2 separate regions of the Mus musculus genome follow, and region 1 is linked to region 2. The links are chromatin loops, found by intact Hi-C in ENCODE. Cell type or tissue: left cerebral cortex. All regions are shown on one strand.

Region 1 (4,000 bases), 170 kb before region 2:
TAGAAAAAAAAAAAAAACTGGGAAAAAGATGCATGCATGACTACTTGGACATGGGAGCCTGAAATTAGAGATGTTGGAGGTAAAGTCTCAGTGGAGCATGAGATTCTGCAAGGGGTCAGCACTTGGCTCTGAAGATGCGTTGTTGGAGAAATGGCAGAATCAAGTCTCAAGAGTCAACCAATGGTAGAGGCCATTGCACCAAATAATTAAAGGGTTTCCTGGTTCCTACTGTCTTCCTACCAAAGATATTTGTGCTGGGTCAAATCAAACGCTATGGCAAAGGAGAGTGGTTACAATTAGTTACAAATTAGGATGTATCTCAAAACAGCCACTGAAGAATCTTTTGGTATCTCACAATATGAAGAGCTGATAAAGGTTTGTGGCAGTGGATATAATCTCTCTGGCGTGATCTTTGAGCATTGTGTGGAAGTGTCAGAATCCACCCTGACCATCACAGATATATGCAATTATTATAAACTTTATAAATCTGTGCCTTCCACAGGTGGGTCCAACCTGGAATCTTAGGTCTTTTACTTCTCCTCCCCAAACATGCTCTGACCAACAAACAGGATCTTAAGGGAGAAAGGACCCATGTACTAATTGTCTGCTTCGTCTTCAGAGGATGAGAAGGCCACTCACTCTCTCACAGGATTCCATTCAGGTTTCCTCATTTAGCTCTGGAGTGTGGGACAGAATCCCCGGGAGAATAAACAGCAATTGTAGACTATGTTTAAAGGGACACATACCATAAAAATGTAGAAACGCAACAGAGCTCTTAAGTTTGTAAGTGTAAATGTGGGTGGGCTTAACATGAGGCTGACATTTTAGGGAAGTCTGGAGGGTGAATTGTGTTTCCCTGTGATCATCTAGCTAAAGAATTATCCAGAAAGGCATAGCCAACGTGAAAGTCCTATTGTGAGGGCTGGTCTCGTTAGAAATCGAAGAAGTGGAAGGTTAATGTACCAAGAAATGAGTAAAAATCAGGCAAAGGACAGGGTCTGAGATTGCTAGGTATCCCCCAAGTAAACACAGGGGAGCAGGGTAAGAGAGTGGTGCTATGGTCCAGGCATGGAGATGAAGATGGCTCCAGCGAGTTCAGTAGTGTGCTGGAGGATGAAAAGGTCAGAAGCTACTCTTGTATCAAACATTCATGCAATGGAGTTTTCTGGCTTCTTTCATTTGGTGAGAGTGCAGCCATTCTGGCATTAGTCCAATCCACTAGTACTAATCAAAGAACAAAAAATCTGTGGAGATGGACAGATCTTCCAGTGACTGCTCTTGAAGAGAGTTTTGTGTACACAGTTCTTCATATCTTGCCTTGTCCTCCCAACTCCGACTTTCTGGGTGCCATCCCTTTTCCATGTGACTCACCCATTTGTCATTCTGACACCAGGGTCCACGTTCTCATTTATCCCTTCAATATCTCTGAGGCAAATTGGAATGTTGCGTAAATACATCCTATAGATCAGCCAATGCATAGATTCCCAAGTAACTAAGCAATATGCATTCAGAAGTCTCTGCGTTTGGCTCTTATGCAGAAATGTAATATAAAACAATTCACTAAGAATTGGGCAAATGGTAAGCTGGTGTTGCACAGCAAGCACACTGATGTCTCCTGGGTTTCTGCTTCTTGCCTTGAAATGGAGACTAGAATCAGAGAGCAGGCGAAGGAGTATTTACATTTACCCATAACACCCTATGCTTCTGCTACACCACCGCAAGCTTCACTTGGATTTTTTTCCTTAGCAGTCCAGCAGACCCCATGATTTTTGCTTCTTCCTATTTCATCTCTTTCTGCCCTGCCAAGGGAGCATCTTCCCTGTGTGCCATTTCCTCCCAGCAGATGGCAGTATTCAATTTTGTTTCCCAGTAGCACTTTTCCCTGTTGGAGGCCTGGGCCCAGCAGCTCTCCCTACAAACCTTGTGTTAGTTTTGCAGTCCGGGTGGTCATGAAAGGAGGAAAGAAATGCTTGGCAGTGCCAAGGCGCATGTCTTTTTTGCTCAAGCATGGTCATCCAGTTCTCTTGAACTTTTGGATTACAGATAAAAATAACCACCATCCATAGTGAAAGGATACCCAGGTCACATGATCCTTCAGCCCTGGGCATGGCGTTAACTCCAGTCTCCTTTTTGCCTTGGACCTAGAGCCCAGAAGTTGTAACAGGACAACTAGCTTCGGGCTTCTGTTGTGACAAGAGGCAGGAAGGCAAGTTGTCACAGCAAGAGCTGTAGGTGGCTTGGTTGTGGCAGTTGCTCAATCAGTGGCACAGTGACTCTTGGCACATTTTCCAAGACCCACCAAGTCTGTTGTTTAATAATTTCAAGCATAACCTCATTATCTATCCACGTGTAGCTTTCAGGCCCTTGATAGAAGACACACACTGAAGAATTAATGGTGGATTGAGCTAGCAGCCAGCCCCTTGGTAGGCACCCCACCTGACTGTGGACTGGGCCAGCCAACACTTTTATTTTGCAAAAGTATCCATTTCTTTCCCCACAGCCAAAGAATTCTCATTTAGGAAAACATGGTGCATGTAAGGAGTCAAAGCAAATGGAACACTGGGTCTGATGACCCAACTCACCTTAAACTGCAAGAAGTCGAGTCAACTCCCACATCCCAGGTGGAGGAAACAGGAGCCCTGATAAGGAAGGAAACAGAAGCCCAGATAAGGCTCCTTGAATTTCTGGTCTGTGTCTGACTGGTGTGAAGTAAGGAATTTCGGGATCCCTGGTATTAGAATCAACCCCCCCCCCCTTTTCTGTAACCACGCTGGCAGGATTCTGAAATGGGGAGAGTGAGTGCACCAAGGGTATGGAGAAATTTTTCTAGGGTGTCTGAAGCTGTCCAGGTGTGGGTGGGTGGCGTCACATTCAAATTTACAAACCTTTCATGGTGCCTAATGGCTTGTAAGATCAAGTTCAGATTTGCTCACCTAGATAAAGGAGTTTCATCATTTGCCCTCTGCTGACTTCTCCAAGTCTGAGAACATGCTGACTTCTTGGTATATCCTTGAAGAGGCCCTTGACAGCACTCACTCATCCTGGATAATGTTGCTCCAAGCCTTTTTTCCTTTGCCTGGTGAACATTCACAGCATCTTCTCCATGGTTGTCTTGTGTCCTGTGTCACTGTCCTTGTTTGTCCTTCAGCTTTGTCCCTTCTTTGTTCCTTGCTTGAGAATAAAGATCAAGTCTTATCTGTCTTAAGAACCCAGCATGGGCCATCAAAAGGTCATCGTGCACAGACAGTGAGTGACAAGAGGAGTGAAGTAGAAACTTCTAGTTTCTTTGGAAAGTTATATCAAGTGAAGTTTTGCTGGGGCACACAGGTGAGATGATAAGCAAACACATGAAAGAATGTCTTCCTGAAGCAGACACAGGGGAAAGGTTGTTTTGATATAGCAAACATGAAAGGATCTGTGATGAAGGAGTATAAAAATGACCACACAGAGTGAGAGATGAGCACTGAGCATTGGTTTGGTTTGCTCCACCTCACTATTCTTCGCTAAAGACACACACAGTATTGGTTTGCCTTACATAGCATTTGCCTTAGTACTTTACTGCTATGAACAGACACCATGAAAAAGGCAACTCTTGTAAGGGCAATATTTAATTGGGGGTGGCTAACAGGTTCAGAGGTTCAGTCCGTTATCCTCAAGGTAGGAATGTGTCAACATCCAGGCAGGCACGGTGCAGCAGGAGCTGAAAGCTTTACATCTTCATCTGAAGGCTGCTAGCAGAATACTGGCTTTCAGGCAGCTAGGATGAGGGTCTAAAAGCCCACACCCACAGTGATATACCTACTTCAACAAGGCCACACCTGCTCCAACAGGGCCACACTTTCCAATAGTGCCACTCTCTGGGCCAAGCATATACAATCAATCACATTCCACTCCCTGGCCCCCATAGGCTTATTCAAATACATGAGTCTATGAGGACTATACCTAACCGTAGCATAATAAAAAAGTATATTTAGTCCAACTTCCAAAGTCCCCATAGTCT
Region 2 (4,000 bases):
CTGTGATGAAGTACCTGACAAGAATCAACTTAAGGCTCTCACACTAGAAGGCAGTATGTCTTAGTGAAGTTGTGCTGGTAGAGGACCAAAATGGGTAGGACCACATCTCAGCAGAGCAGGGAACACAGATCAGTTGGGAATCTGGATGTAAAAGCTTAAGACCCACTGCCCTAGTGACCTACTTGCTCCATCAAGGCTCTACCTCTTATGTTCTTATAATACCACCTCCTGGAATAACACCACCAGATAGGGAGCCCTCAGGGGAGAGTTCACATCCAATCTGCAACCCTGTCCTTGCTATAAGCTTACTAATTTCACATTGCTTCCCATTAGTCCCTCAGCAACTCTTTGCTCTCCTGAAGTGTCCTTGTCATATGTCTTATGCTTTATATTTCTTTACCTCTGAACATATCATACTTCTTCCACAGGCTCCTAAATAAAGGATGTGCAGAGCTTATGTGTCTTTATGCACCGGATCCAAGTAACATAGTGTTGTGAAGTTCATAGATCCTCAGTAAAGATTTATAGACTGGGTAGTATTAGTCAGTTTGCTTTTATTGTTGTTGTTGTTTGCTTTTGCTTTTAGTTCTGAAACAATGAAACAAATACCTAAAACAGTTTGAGAAGAAGAAATATTTCTTTTGCCTCATGTTTTCAGGAGTTTCAGTCTACGGTGTATGGCTCCATTTATTTTCTTTGGACCTGCAGTGAGGAAGAACATGGAGGAGAGACACATGGGAGAGAAGGCCTCTTGCTTTATGGTGGTCAGGAAGCAAGAGAGCAACAGGAAGGAACCCAGGACAGGGAAACAGGATGAAAACCAGGAAGAGACAATAGGATAAAAACCAGGAAGTGACAGGCTGGACCCCAGGAAGAGACAGGCAGAAACTTTGAAAGCCTGTCTCCAGTGACTACTTCCATCAACCTGTCCCCATTCCCTAACACTTATGTCACTGCCCATAAAGCTTTCCAAATTGAAATTTGTCAATAGATAAATACACTGGTCCCTATGATCCAGTCACATCTCCAAAAGTATACCTATAACACTTAGATGGGAGGGGTTTTTCAATACAGAGGCTTTGGGTGAAAACTCTGACTCCATAGCTACCTTGTAAAAACATTAATACTGAGGTTGACTCCTTTTTAAAAAACATTACTTCTTTTATCTTAAGAGATTGTAACTACCCCCTTTCCCTCTTCCAACCTAATACAATAGCAAAACATTTTAATATCATTGGTCACATATGCAAGTATATTGCTATATGGTAATTAAACAAGATTTGATGGCTGTCTAAAACAATGTGACTTGGCCAACCTGGCCTAGTTTGGCCTACAAATCACTCCACCCATCATTCTTACTGTGGCTAATCCAACACTGACTAGGTGAGCCCTAGGTAGAGCAAATGCTACTCTCGGCTGTAGCTTCTGGTCCCTAGGAAAGAATCAGGAGTGAGGAGAGCCAGGGTTGGGTGTCGCATCAGCAGCAAATGATGCACAGGCTAAGAGGTTTCTCAGGGGAGTTGCCACAGGTTACAATGGAATGACAATTACAAGGTAGATGGATCATGTCACGCCTGCTGTGACCTTTACAATACATGGGGATCATTATTTTCATGTGAATTTGCATAATGGTCCACCTAGTAGGAACAATGCTGAATGCTAATAGCTGCAGGATGCAATAAAATTAAACATTATCTGGGCTGAACTGCTCAAGGAAAAGTTGCCAAAGTATGACTCTTTAAGTACTTAATTTCATCCCAGGTCATGTCCACACACAAATGAGGATTTCCGATATCTCCTGAAAACCTGGCAAAAAACGGACTAGAATAGAATAGCAGCAGCCTCCTTTATGTAGAGTCCTAACCAGTAGACTGTGTTCTGATACATTGTGTCTGGACCTTCTTACAAAGATCAGACTTGTAATTCTCACCTTAGCTTGCCCCAGGACTGCCTGGCCACTGGAAACCCCTTACATATTTGTTAACAGAGACGCTAAATAGGATAAATTCAGAGCTACTCCAGAGCTACTCTCGCCTTCTGAACTGGCAGATACTGAGAAAAACTTTGTTAATGGTAAGATCGAGCAAGTCCGCAAGCACTGTACATTTTCAGAGAAGACAGATAGTACCCCCTCAAAGTATTAAGTAACCACACATTATTTGTTGTGGGTGGGAGGAGGCCACCAGCATAGAGTGTAAAAAGCAATAAGTCTCTGTATTTGTTTCTTCTCTACAATTTCAATTGCATGAAAAATGGACTGAACATGACCATCTACACTGTATTCCAAAGAACAGAGAATTCATTTAAACTGGATTCACTTCTAGGTCCCATGCGTTTACACTCATTTCCACCACAAGAGGGCAGCCATCTCTAAAAAAACAACAGTCGAGTGCTCTTCAGAGAAATTGGGCCAAACTTGAGGAAAGTTCCTGGGAAAGGCTTTTTAGCAGCACCTCTCTGGGCTACAAAAAAGAAGCCAGCAGGCACCACCAAGGTGGAGTAACTGTCCAGAGGCATCCATTTTACCTCAGAGACTTGATTACTAAGGATATCCTAAACGGCCAAACTCTCTCTTCTGGTGTTCCAGAGGCCCAAAGCTGCAAGGCATTGTTGATGTCATCACCAAAGGTTTCATTTTCATCTTTTCTTGGGGTTGGTCCAACAGCTGTCAGCTTTCTCTTCCTCATTAAAGGCAACTTTCTCATTTAAATCTCATATAGGTTCGGAGTTTCTTGCTTTGCTCCTTCCGCCTCCGCGATGACAGAAGCAATGGTTAACTTCTCAATTAAACTTGATAGGGAAGGAAATGGCTTCAGAGGCGATCAGCCCTTTTGACTTACACACTTACACGTCTGAGTGGAGTGTTTTATTGCCGCCTTGTTTGGTGTCTCATGATTCAGAGTGACAACTTCTGCAACACGTTTTAAAAAGGAATACAGTAGCTGATCGCAAATTGCTGGATCTATCCCTTCCTCTCCTTTAATTTCCCTTGTAGACAGCCTTCCTTCAAAAATACCTTATTTGACCTCTACAGCTCTAGAAACAGCCAGGGCCTAATTTCCCTCTGTGGGTTGCTAATCCGATTTAGGTGAACGAACCTAGAGTTATTTTAGCTCCCCGACTGAAAAGCTAGCACACGTGGGTAAAAAAATCATTAAAGCCCCTGCTTCTGGTCTTTCTCGGTCTTTGCTTTGCAAACTGGAAAGATCTGGTTCACAACGTAACGTTATTCACTCTGGTCTTCTACAGGAATGCTCAGCCCATAGTTTTGGGGGTCCTGTGGGTAGCCAGTGGTGGTACTATGAAGGCTCCTGAATGTAGGGAGAAATGGAAAGATTTCAAAAAAGAATCCTGGCTCAGCAGCTTTGGGGACATTTCCAGCTGAGGAAGAAAACTGGCTTGGCCACAGCCAGAGCCTTACTGCTGGAGACCCAGTGGAGAGAGAGGACCAGGCAGAAAATTCAAAGGTCTCAAACCGGAATTGTCTTGTTACCTGACTCTGGAGTAGGTGGGTGTGGAAGGGAAGATAAATATCACAAGTATCGAAGTGATCGCTTCTATAAAGAGAATTTCTATTAACTCTCATTGTCCCCTCACATGGACACACACACACACACACACACACACACACACACATCACTAGAAGGGATGTCCACTTTACAAGTGTGTATCTATGTTCAGAAACCTGTACCCGTATTTTTATAATTTACATAAATAAATACATATAAAATATATGCATCTTTTTATTAGATTCATTTATTTGAATATAAATGTATGAATATTTATAAAATGTAATAATGCACTCAGATGTGTATCGGCTATTTCTCGACATTTTCTTCTCACCATTCAAAACAGAAGCGTTTGCTCACATTTTTGCCAAAATGTCTAATAACTTGTAAGTTCTGTTCTTCTTTTTAATGTGCTCTTACCTAAAAACTTCAAACTCAAGTTGAATATTGGCCCAATGAGGGAACTCAGAGGCCAGTGGACTCTGGATTTG

The links. Peaks named below come from ENCODE experiments on the same cell type or tissue, not always from the same donor. Only the 100,000 strongest peaks of a DNase experiment are listed, where the experiment ranks them.
Region 1: a loop joins it to region 2, with 2.4 times the contacts of the local background. A loop is called at or near these places in 9 of 42 quality-filtered maps.

Annotation. Positions count from the first base shown.
Region 1 is chr2:133,379,369-133,383,368 of GRCm38, forward strand. No RefSeq gene overlaps it. Among named protein-coding and RNA genes, the nearest start is that of Gm31851, 48 kb to the right of the region's middle. In left cerebral cortex, a CTCF peak has its summit at 1,833 (motif pointing right); a DNase peak (open chromatin) is centred at 1,843.
Region 2 is chr2:133,547,953-133,551,952 of GRCm38, forward strand. No RefSeq gene overlaps it. Among named protein-coding and RNA genes, the nearest start is that of Bmp2, 2.2 kb to the right of the region's middle. RefSeq lists a promoter at 2,296-4,000 and a cis regulatory region at 3,185-3,195. In left cerebral cortex, a CTCF peak has its summit at 2,347 (motif pointing right); a DNase peak (open chromatin) is centred at 2,367; H3K4me3 peaks cover 167 bases.